2 separate regions of the Homo sapiens genome follow, and region 1 is linked to region 2. Evidence: chromatin contacts called from ENCODE Hi-C data. All regions are on one chromosome and are shown on one strand. The core of a region is the stretch at or near the end of the contact, and the rest is flanking DNA. Distances in the headings are between cores, read along the strand shown. Region 1 has its middle 93 kb from the start of UBL3. Region 2 holds the start of ALOX5AP (arachidonate 5-lipoxygenase activating protein).

The links. A loop is a pair of places that touch in the nucleus more often than their neighbours do. Pooled maps may share reads with other maps.
Region 1: a pooled map shows a loop between it and region 2 (5-fold over the local background). The contact joins the enhancer-like site here to the promoter of ALOX5AP in region 2. A Hi-C loop is called at or near these places in 2 of 37 single-sample maps with no recorded cell type and 7 of 50 pooled maps.

What each region holds. Positions count from the first base shown.
Region 1 is chr13:29,754,495-29,761,552 of GRCh38, forward strand. No RefSeq gene overlaps it. Among named protein-coding and RNA genes, the nearest start is that of UBL3, 93 kb to the right of the region's middle. RefSeq lists an enhancer at 4,577-4,626. Within about 2 kb of position 4,222, at least 5 of the 41 ENCODE cell types and tissues checked have a DNase peak (open chromatin) inside an H3K27ac peak, as active enhancers do.
Region 2 is chr13:30,733,782-30,737,530 of GRCh38, forward strand. ALOX5AP (arachidonate 5-lipoxygenase activating protein) reads left to right here and starts at 1,762. Exons shown (of 5, transcript NM_001629.4): 1 at 1,762-1,894. The coding sequence starts at 1,825. All of the region lies in intron 2 of LOC124903146 (a long non-coding RNA gene), which reads right to left.

The sequences.
Region 1 (7,058 bases), core at 2,972-5,471, 980 kb before region 2:
GAGATGTGGCTCAGACACTGGACCAAATTGAGGACTAGCTAAAACAGGGACAGGGCAGAAACACCTTTCCATCATGCCTACCAGTGTGCCTGTCAGTTTACCATTGCCATGGCAACACCCAGAACTTACCACCCCTTTCCATGACAATGACTCAGCGAGCGGAAAGTTACAGCTCTTTTTCTAAACATGTCTGCATAATCTGCCCCATCATTTGCATATAATTAAAAATAAATATAAATATGACTACGAAACTGCCTCTAAACTACTACTCTGGACACAATGACTATGGGGTATCCCTCCCTCCGTGCCTCCCTGCCCTGCTCTGCAAGGAGCAGGCCCCTTTGCTGCTACCACGCACTGCCACTTCAATAAAAGTTGCTGTCTGATACTGCCAGCTCACCATTAAGTTTTTTCCTGGACAAAGCCAAAAACCTTCCCTGACTAAGCCTCAATTTTGGGGCTCACCTGCCCTGCATCATCATCAGAAATGAAGATAAATATAATGATAAAAGGAACAAAGAGGCTGGGCACCGTGGCTCATGCCTGTAATCCCAGCACTTTGGGAGGCTGAGGCAGGTGGATCACCTGAGGTTGGGAGTTCGAGACCAGCCTGACCAACATGGAGAAACCCCGTCTCTACTAAAAATACAAAATTAGGCAGGTGTGGTGGAGCATGCCTGTAATTCCAGCTACTCGGGAGGCTGAGGCAGGAGAATCGCTTGAACCCGGGAGGCAGAGGTTGCAGTGAGCCAAGATCACGCCATTGCATTCCAGCCTAGGCAACAAGAGCGAAACTCTGTCTCAAAAAAAAAAAAAAGAACAAAGAGATACAGCAATCCTAATTGTGTATGCGCCTAATTACACAGCTTCAAATGCATGAAGCAAAAGCTGGCAAAATAAAAAGGAGAATTAGAGAAATCCAGATTTATAGTTGGAAATTTCAACAGTTCTCTCAGTAATAGATAGAACAAACAGACAGAAAATCAGTAAGACCTGAACAACACTATCAACAAGTTTGACCTAATTGAGATTTATAGAAAACAACATTCAATAATAGCAGCATTCACTTTTATCCCTAATATATATCCTATTATAGGGCACATGGAATTTTTACTAGAATAGATCCTGTGCTGGGCCATGCAGCAAATTTCAATACACTTAATTAAAATTATACAGAGAATGTTTTCAGTCTGTAGTGGAATTAATTTGAAAATCGATAATTAAAAGATATCTTTAAAATTCCTACTTGGGACCTGGCGCTGTGGCTCACTCCTGTAATCCCAGCACTTTGGGAGGCTGAGGCAGGCGGATCACGAGGTCAGGAGATCGAGACCATCCTGGCTAACATGGTGAAACCCCGACTCTACTAAAACTACAAAAAAAAAAAAAAAAAAAATTAGCCGGGCGTGGTGGTGGGCGCCTGTAGTCTCAGCTACTCGGGAGGCTGAGGCAGGAGAATGGCGTGAACCCGGGAGGCGGGGCTTGCAGTGAGCCAAGATCGCGCCACTGCACTCCAGCCTGGGAGACAGAGTGAGACTCCGTCTCGGGATGTGGAATTAAAAGACTCAAAGCCTCTCAAGAGAGTTTGAAAGAAAAGAAAACTCCAGGGCATTCTCACAGTGGAAAAAGATGGAAGAAATATAACAAATGAAATGCATGATGCTTGATTGGGGAAAAACAGAAACAAAGAGCATTATTGGGACAATTGGGGAAAATTTAATATTGGCTGTATTTCAGATAATATACTTTGAATCAATGTTCAATTTTCTGAATGTGCACTGAAAAGGAGTGTCCTTAGTCTTAGGAAATATATATTTTAGTGTTTAGGTTTCAAGTGTCATGAGATCTGCACTTTGAAAAGACAGCTCTTGCCCCCAAATTCTGTCTCTATTACATCTCTCTCTCTCTGTCCATAGCTATATGGAACAAATGTGGCAAAATGTTAACAAATGCCAAATATATAGATGAAGGGTATGTAAGTTTTTATTAAGCTATTTTGACAGCTTTTCTATAGGTTTGGAAGTTTTCAAATACAAACTTGTGGAGATTTTTACATTTTACATCCTTCATAGAGTCAAGCATTTGACACTTTCCTTTACAATTTCTATTAACTTACGTGTGGAAATATTTGAAATGGTCTATATGTTCAAAATTAGGCTAATGGTTGAAGTACAGCAAGCTCAGAGGCGGCCTGGACTATTGCCAGTGGATTCCTAGTGCCTTGCATATTTCCTGGCACATGGTAGGTGCTCCTTAAATGTCCTTCTTTTTGCTTTGCTTTTGCTGAGATTTAACTTTATATATCCAGAAATTACATACAATAAACTGTACAAATATTAAGGGTACAGCTTTGATATAGTTTGAATATTTGTCCCTGCCCAAATCTCATATTGAATTGTGATCCCCAGTGTTGGAGGTGGGCCTGGTGGGAGGTGTTTGGGTCATGGGGGCAGATCCCTCGTGGCTCAGTGCTGCCCTCGAGATAGTGAGTCCACATGAGAGCTGGTTGAAGTGTGTGGCACCTCCCCTGGTCCACCTGTTCTCTCTCTTGCTACCACTTCACCTTCCACCATGAGTAAAAGCTCCTTGAGGCCTCCCCAGAAGCTGAGCAGATCCCAGTACCATATTTCCTGTACAGCCTGCAGAACCATAAGCCAATTAAACCTCTGTATAGATTACCCAGTCTCAGGTTTTTTTGTATTTTTTTTTGAGATGGAGTCTCACTCTGTTGCCCAGGCTGGAGTGCAATGGTGCGATCTCAGCTCACGGCAACCTCCACCTCCCAGGTTCAAGCGATTCTCCTGCCTCAGCTTCCTGAGTAGCTAGGATTACAGGCACATGCCACCATGCCAGGCTAAGTTTTGTATTTTTAGTAGAGATGGGGTTTCACCATGTTGGCCAGGCTAGTCTCAAACTCCTGACCTCAGGCGATCCGCCCGCCTCAGCCTCCCAAAGTGCTGGGATTACAGGCATGAGCCACCACTCCTAGCTCAGGTATTTCTTTATAGCTATGCAAGAATGGACTAATACAAGTTTGATTAGTTTTTATGTGGGGGTATTAATACTCCCACGGAACCACCATTCATTTCAAGATACAGGATATTTTCAGCACCCCAGGAGGTCCTCTCATTCTCTCTCCTGGTCAATAGCATCCCCCACAAAAAGTGGCCATTTTTCTGACTTCATCATCATAGGCTAGTTTTGCCTGTTTATGAACTTTATTTAGAGCTCATACAGTATATATTATTTTACGTCTTCCCTTGAAGTTTTTTCCCTTCAAGTTTCTTCCCTTGAAGCTTCTTTCCTTGAAGTTTTTTCATGTAGCAGTAGTGTGTTATGTCGCTTTGTGATATTTCATTGTATGAACACACACCACCATTTAAAAACCCATTCTGTTGTTAATGGACATTGTGTTGCTTGTAGTTTCTTAATGAAGTGGCTCTCTTGTGCTTGTCTCCAATGGACAGATGCATTCTTCATGCTGGATATTTATCCTGGGGTATAATTGTTACATCAGAGGGTATAAATATACTTTTAGCTTCGGTAGATACTACAAAAGTTTTGTGAAATGATTGTTCAACTTACATTCCACCTAAGAATATCTGAGTATTTCAGTTGCTCTGAATCCTGACACTTGCTATTGTCAGTCCTTTTCATTTTAGCCCTTCTGGCAGGGCTGTAGTGCTATTTCACTTGGTTTTAACATTAAATAGATGAAAATGGCATGCCTATAAAATGGAGTATTGTAGAGCTATAAGCAAATGCGTTTTCAAAGATTTAATATTCTGGGAATATGCTTGTGATATGTAAAGATGAAAATCACATACAAACTCTGTATATAGTACTCTTTTATTTTTATTTTAATGTATACATATTAATAAAGAGGACTAGTGGAAATTCACCAAGATATTAAGAGCTGATTTTGGATAGTGGGATTCATTTTTTTTTCACCTCATACTTTTCTGTAATCATGAGATTACAGTCCTACAATGGAAAAATATCAATTTTAAAAAACAGAAAAAAATTATGTCATATTTTTAAGAGTAGTCTTTGCGTGAGAAAATGAAACTTCAATGTTCAAAGAATAAATGGGACTTCTCTGGGCCTGTTTTATCATCTGTAAAATGGACCTACGTCACGACCACAGAACAGTGCTTGTCACTAAGTAAACAGTCAATAAATGACAGCCTTAAAATACAGAACACTCCCAGGATGGCAAAGGAGGCAGTGCCCTCAGGGGAGTCAGGGGTCAGAGCAAGAAAGTGAAGGTAACTTTCAGAGAGGAGGTCGAGGGCATATGGCAAGTTTCCAATGGAGCCTGACCTCCAGAGGCCAGTGAAGGGTTTCTGGAATGGGGGATGGTGTGTGACAGAAAATGGGAATAGAAAAGGGGATGTCCTGGGCCCACAGAGAGACTCCAGTGAGGACGCTGAGAGGTGACGTGGCTGTCTGCGGTTCCTTGTGGTCTCAGAGCAGATGATAATGGTGAGGTTGCGACAGAGTGCCTGGGGCTTGCCCTCCACTTCTGACAATGAAACTGGGAGAGGAACAGGTTACTCAGAGTGCATGAGGTCCTTTAGAACTCGGAAATATAACTTTAACTGGGTCTGGTGACTTGAACCAAGGTAGCTGGGCACCTGCTTCCTGTCTTCATCACCTCGGTTGGTTTCCAGTTCCACATTAACTGTTCTTATTCCCAGCTTTAGAGTGTGCTCCCTTCTAGGGCATCTGCTCCAAGCCATAGGTGTTCAGATTTAAGGTGGGTGGTATGAGGCCCAGGCATCGATATTGAAAAGTAAAAAATTATAACTCCCTAAGTGATTCTAATGTACAGCCACACTTGAGAACCATGGGATGTATCCCTGCTGTCTTTTGTGTGACCATAACAAATATGTAGTTTTTATTATTTTTCTGTCAACTCTAGCTCATCCCAGGCCTTTCCAACATTATTCTCAGAGGTGTTTGGCACTTATATTCATCCTTGATTTATATATCCAAACTCCCACTTTCTGTTCGTGTCTTTTAAAATTATGAGATTGGAGAGCTGACTTGTAGCCACAATGGTCTCTTTAGATACCTCTTTTCCCTTCATCAGAATAATTTGTGACTATATAGCAGATACTTATTTTTCAGAGATCTGAATACACAGAAGCATCTTCATATTTTATCTCATCTTTTTGTAAGCTTATTTCATAAGGTTTGGAGTAGATGTTGATGCCTAACACTGTCTTCTATGTATATCATGCTTTGAACTGGAAAAAGCGCCAATGAACAGACTACTTCTCAAGAAGTACAGAGCATCGGGCCCCACAATTAGCAAAGTCAGCAGCTCCTCCAATGTATAGATTCAATGGTATTCCTATCAAACTACCAATGACATTCTTCCCAGAACCAGAAAAAAAACTATTTTAAATCCCATATGGAACCAAAAAAGAGCCCCAATATCCAAGGCAATCCTAAGCAAAAAGAACAATGCTGGAGACATCAGAGGCATCATGCCACCTGACTTTAAACTATACTGCAAGGCTACAGTAACCAAAACAGCATGGTACTGGTATAAAAACAGGCACATAGACCAATGGAATGGAATAGAGAGCCCAGAAATGAGGCCACACTCTATGGCCATCTGATCTCCGACAAACCTGACAAAAACAAGCAGTGGGGAAAGGACTCCCTATTCAATAAATGGTGCTGGGATAACTGGCTAGCCATATGCAGAAAACTGAAGCTGGACCCCTTCCTTACACCACAAAAAATCAACTCAAGACGGAATAAAGACTTAAATATAAAACCTGAAACTATAAAAATCCTGGAAGACAACCTTGGCAATGCCATCCTGGACATAGGAATGGGCAAAGATTTCATAAGGAAGACACCACAATCAATCATAACAAAAGCAAAAATTGACAAATGGGATTTAATCAAACTTAAGAGCCTCTGCACAGGAAAAGAAACTATTAACAGAGTAAACAGACAAGCTACAGAATGGGAGAAAAATTTTGTAAACTATGCATCTGACAAAGGTCTCATATCTAGCATCCATCAGGAACTTAAACAAATTTACAAGAATAAAATAAACAACCCCATTAAAAAATGGGCAAAAGACATGAACACTTTTCAAAAGAGAACATACACGTGGCCAAGAAGTGTATAAAAAAAGCTCATCGCTGATCATTAGAGAAATGCAAATCAAAACCACAATGAAATACCATTTCACAACAGTCAGAATGGCTATTATTAAAAGTCAAATATTGGCTGGGTGTGGTGGCTCTTGCCTGTAATCCCAGCACTTTGGGAGGCTGAGGCTGGTGGATTGCTTGAGCATGAGAGTTTGAGACCAGCCTGGGCAACATGGAGAAACCTCATCCCTATAAATATAAAAAATTAGCCAGCCACAAGCCTGTAGCCCCAGCTACTCACGAGGCTAAGGTGGGAGGATCACTTGAGTCCAGGAGGCAGAGGTTGCAGTGAGCCAAGCTCACGCCGCTGCACTCCATCCTGGGCCAGAGTGAGACCCTGTCTCAAAAATAATGAAAGGTAACTAAAGTCAAAAAATAACACATTCTGGAGAGGTTGTGTAGAAGGGAACACTTATACACTGTTGGTGGGAGTGTAAATTAGTTGAACCATTGTGGAAAAGTGTGGCGTTTCCTCAAACACTTAAAACAGAAATACTATTCGACGTAGCAATCCCATTACTGGGTATATATGCAAAGGAATATAAATCGTTCTATCCTAAAGATACATGCATGCATGTGTTCATGCAGCACTCTTCCCAACAGAAAAGACATGGAATCAACCTAAATGCCCATCAGTGGTAGACTGGATAAAGAAAATGTGGTACATAGGCAGCATGGAATACTATGCAGCCATGAAAAAAGAATAAGATCATGTCCTTTGCAGGGACAGGGATGGAGCTGGAGATAATTATCCTTATGAACCTAATGCAGGAACAGAAAACCAAATGCTGCATGTTCTTACTTATAAGTAGGAGCTAAATGATAAGAACACATGGACACATAGAGGGGAAAAACAGACCCTGGGGCCTACCAGAGGGT
Region 2 (3,749 bases), core at 512-3,011:
CTTCTTGAGCTGGGCCATCCATCTTCTCCTGCCCTTGGACACTGGAGCCCCTTGTTCTCCAGCTTTTGGATTCAGACTGGGTCTTGCACCATTGCCCTCCATCTTCTCCTGCCCTTGGACACTGGAGCCCCTTGTTCTCCAGCTTTTGGATTCAGACTGGGTCTTGCACCATTGCCCTCCTTGATGCTCAGGCCTTTGAATGCAGACTGGTCTCCACCAGCAGCTTTTCTGAGTCTCCAGCTTGCAGATGGCAAACCATGAAACTTCATGGTGTCCATGAGCATGTGAACCAATTTCTATTATAAATCTGCAATATATATATATGAGGAGACTTATTTATATATTGGTTCAGTTTCTCTGGAGAGCCTTGGCTAATATAAAGTCTATACTCTACAAAGTGCCCTAGGTACTCAGGGAGTACCCAAGTGTGTCATGACCAGCCCGACAGCCCTGGCTGCTGGCTTCCCCGCACACAACTCTGCACGCTGCCTTCATCAGCCTTTCTCTCTCAGCTGAACCGAGGGCATTGAAGCGGGCCTCTGGCACTGTACCTATGAGGGAGCAATATCTTCCCCTACACTGACCTCTTCCGTGCCGAGATGCAGCCCTCCCTGCTGCCACTAGTTACAGTGGTCCATGTTCCCTTTCAAAGTGAAGTTTTGATAAAAGCACCTCTTAACCAATGCCAAATAGCTAAGTCTGGGACAAAGATTGCAGGTATTTTGCATTTTCCATGTAACCTCAGAGGGATTGCCATTCACACTGATCTGAGCTGCAGAATACCAGGCAGCCACCTCACCCACCCAGCAGGTCCACTCTTATACTTTCTCAGAAAGCACAGCCACTCTACTCTTATTCAGTTGAAAAGAATTTCCAGGAAGGTGTTTCTGCGATTGCCTCAGAAAAGTCAGTTCCCTTTGGGAATTTCCCTTAGGGATCATCTGTAACTCCATTTCTGCCTTTTACCTGAATTCTTTGGTTTGGTTTGAATTCTTTGGTTTAATTTATGAATTCCCTTTATTACTTTTCTCTGAAGAAATGGAGATATCAGCTGTCCCTCCCCACTGCCATTTATTCCTTCCTTCATTCAAACCTTATGTGGCTGCTACTTACCGTGTGTTAAGTGTTCACTTTTTTTCTTGGAATTCAAAAAAAGAAGGACAGTATTTGGGGCACAGATCTTTTGGTGTTCTATACATTTTTTTAAAGTTTCATTTTACATTTGTGTGTGCGTGTGTGTGTGTGTGTGAGACAGTCTTGCTCTGTTGCCCAGGCTGGAGTGCAGTGGCATAATCATTGGCTCACTGTAGCCTCAAAGTCCTGGGCCCAAGCAATCTTCCCACCTCAGCCACCCAAAATGCTGGGGTTACAGGTTTATGCCACTCTGTCTGACCTGAAAGTTTTGGGTTTACTTTCCCTTCTTTCTCTTTGCTGAAGTCAGAGATGATGGCAGCTTCCAGATTCTCTGGTGCCTGTGCTGGGCTCGTGCTGGTCATGGTCTTGGGTCCAGGATTCATTCTGGAGACTCTCAGGGAAGTTTCCCATGACAAGGAAATGTAGGAGAGTGTGCTGGCTTTGCGTGCTCCTCTGCCAAGCCCTGCTTCTCCTGGTGGGACACACTGAACCACAGCCAGGGCATTTTGGTGGTTAGTTAAAAAAAAAAAAAAAAAAAAAAAAAGGAAGAAGAAGGCACTGTGTAATTGTGCCGGGGATCTTCAGAAATTGTAATGATGAAAGAGTGCAAGCTCTCACTTCCCCTTCCTGTACAGGGCAGGTTGTGCAGCTGGAGGCAGAGCAGTCCTCTCTGGGGAGCCTGAAGCAAACATGGATCAAGAAACTGTAGGCAATGTTGTCCTGTTGGCCATCGTCACCCTCATCAGCGTGGTCCAGAATGGTAAGGAAAGCCCTTCACTCAGGGAAGAACAGAAGGGGAGATTTTCTTTGATGGTTGTTTGGAAGTCAGGCTTAAACAATTGTGTCTGTGTGTGCGCATGCACAAACACTTTTACCTTATCTTTATTTTCTTCTTTTTATTTGAATGTATAGGGTTGTGTGTATTTCTGTGTAAATTTGGGGTTTTCCTCCTCTTAGTCTTTCACTTTTGTGGTGATTACCAGTCCCATTTTTAGAGCCAGGGCTGCAACTTGAAGGTTTTGCTAAAACCCTCACCGAAGTGTCTATGATCAGCATTTTAACTATTAATTAATGTGGCCAGGCAAGGGGTGGAAGGTGAGAAGACTAGAAAGGGAACATGATATACACATTTACTCAGATACTGGGCTTTTCTAACATCTGCAGTGCAATTGAAGTTACCAGTCATCTGCAGTCTAAAAAGAAAGTGATTTTGGGAGGTGCGTAGAAAAAATCATCTTATTATTTTTCCTCTATATTACTTTTTTCTTTTTTTCTCCTGAAGAAACTTTTTTTTTTGGTGATACCTTCTTTTTCTCTAGCACGTATAATTTTGGAAGCATTTTTCATATGCAGTGTATACTTCAGAAAGAGAGAGAGAGAGAGGAAAATTGTCCTGTTCAGCGTTTGCATTTCCATTATTCCTGCTATTAGTTAAAAACAACAACAACAACAAAAAACAAGCAGGATACCTAGATCTGGAAAAGGGAGAATTGTGTAGAGCTGTCTTCCTAAAGTTCTGAGTTAGGGCTGCCTCAGACCACTTTCATAACTATCTCCAGTGGCTTTGTGTTTTATATTTATTAAGATAGAGAAAAAAAGAGTAATTACTAAGGGCAGCTGCTGTAGCTTTATGGTGATTACTGAACATTGACATGCTGTCACGTTTTTGGAACTTTGAGTATTTAATCACTTTGGGATATTCTATTTTCCCCCATCTTGAGTGTGGACAGATGCTGGTGATGTAGCCTTCTGGGCACAGAGCAAGCCTCCCCCTCAGCCTCTGCACCAGAAAGGCTCAGCTTCACACACTCCAAGTATGTTTTCTACAAGAACTACACTTTGTGGCTTTCTGACCCAAACATTTTTATACTAAATTACACACAACAAAGTTGTAGCTCAGAGAGGGAACAAATGGCTTATTTAGGCCACCATTTTCTTGAGCCATTATGATTTCACACAGGGCTCCCTTGGCCCTGTAAATTGGCAAGGATTCCATTATTCAACCCGCATACATGTACAGAGACCCTGCTCTGGCCCAGATAGTATTCTGGGTACAGGCGGATAGAGCAGGAAACAAAACAGCTACAGTGATGGACAGGTCAGCCTGCAGCAATGCCTGCAGTCTCTGCAAAGGTAGCTGTATGGGTGGGCAGGTGGCTAGCACTTATTCAGCTCTGGAAGGATCTCCCCTCTGGCCTCTCCCCTGACACCCATCAATAAAACTGAGGAGCATCGGTGGACAGGGGACCTTGTGCCCCCTCCCTGCCTGTGCAGTTGGGGCTGAACCCAGCTACGAAGTTTGAGCTCACTCTCTCCAGCTCCCTCTCAATTCAGAGCTGAACTGTGGGAAGCTTCAGAGCTCTCTGTTTCAAGGACAGGTTCTCCTCACCTCTCCTAATGGAGGTGCACCAGGGAACTGGCCCTGCTCTGCCCAGGGCTTTCTCCTGGACTTTGCCATCATGGTCTAGCAAACCCTGTTCAGATTGAGGTGAGTGGTGAGATTTCGAATTCTTTTTGACAGATAGGATTAAGTCTTCTTCTGTGGGACAAGTGGGAGGTAGAGGTAAGATTAAAGATGGCCAAATGTCTGAGTCCTGACAGCCACAATATGGAGA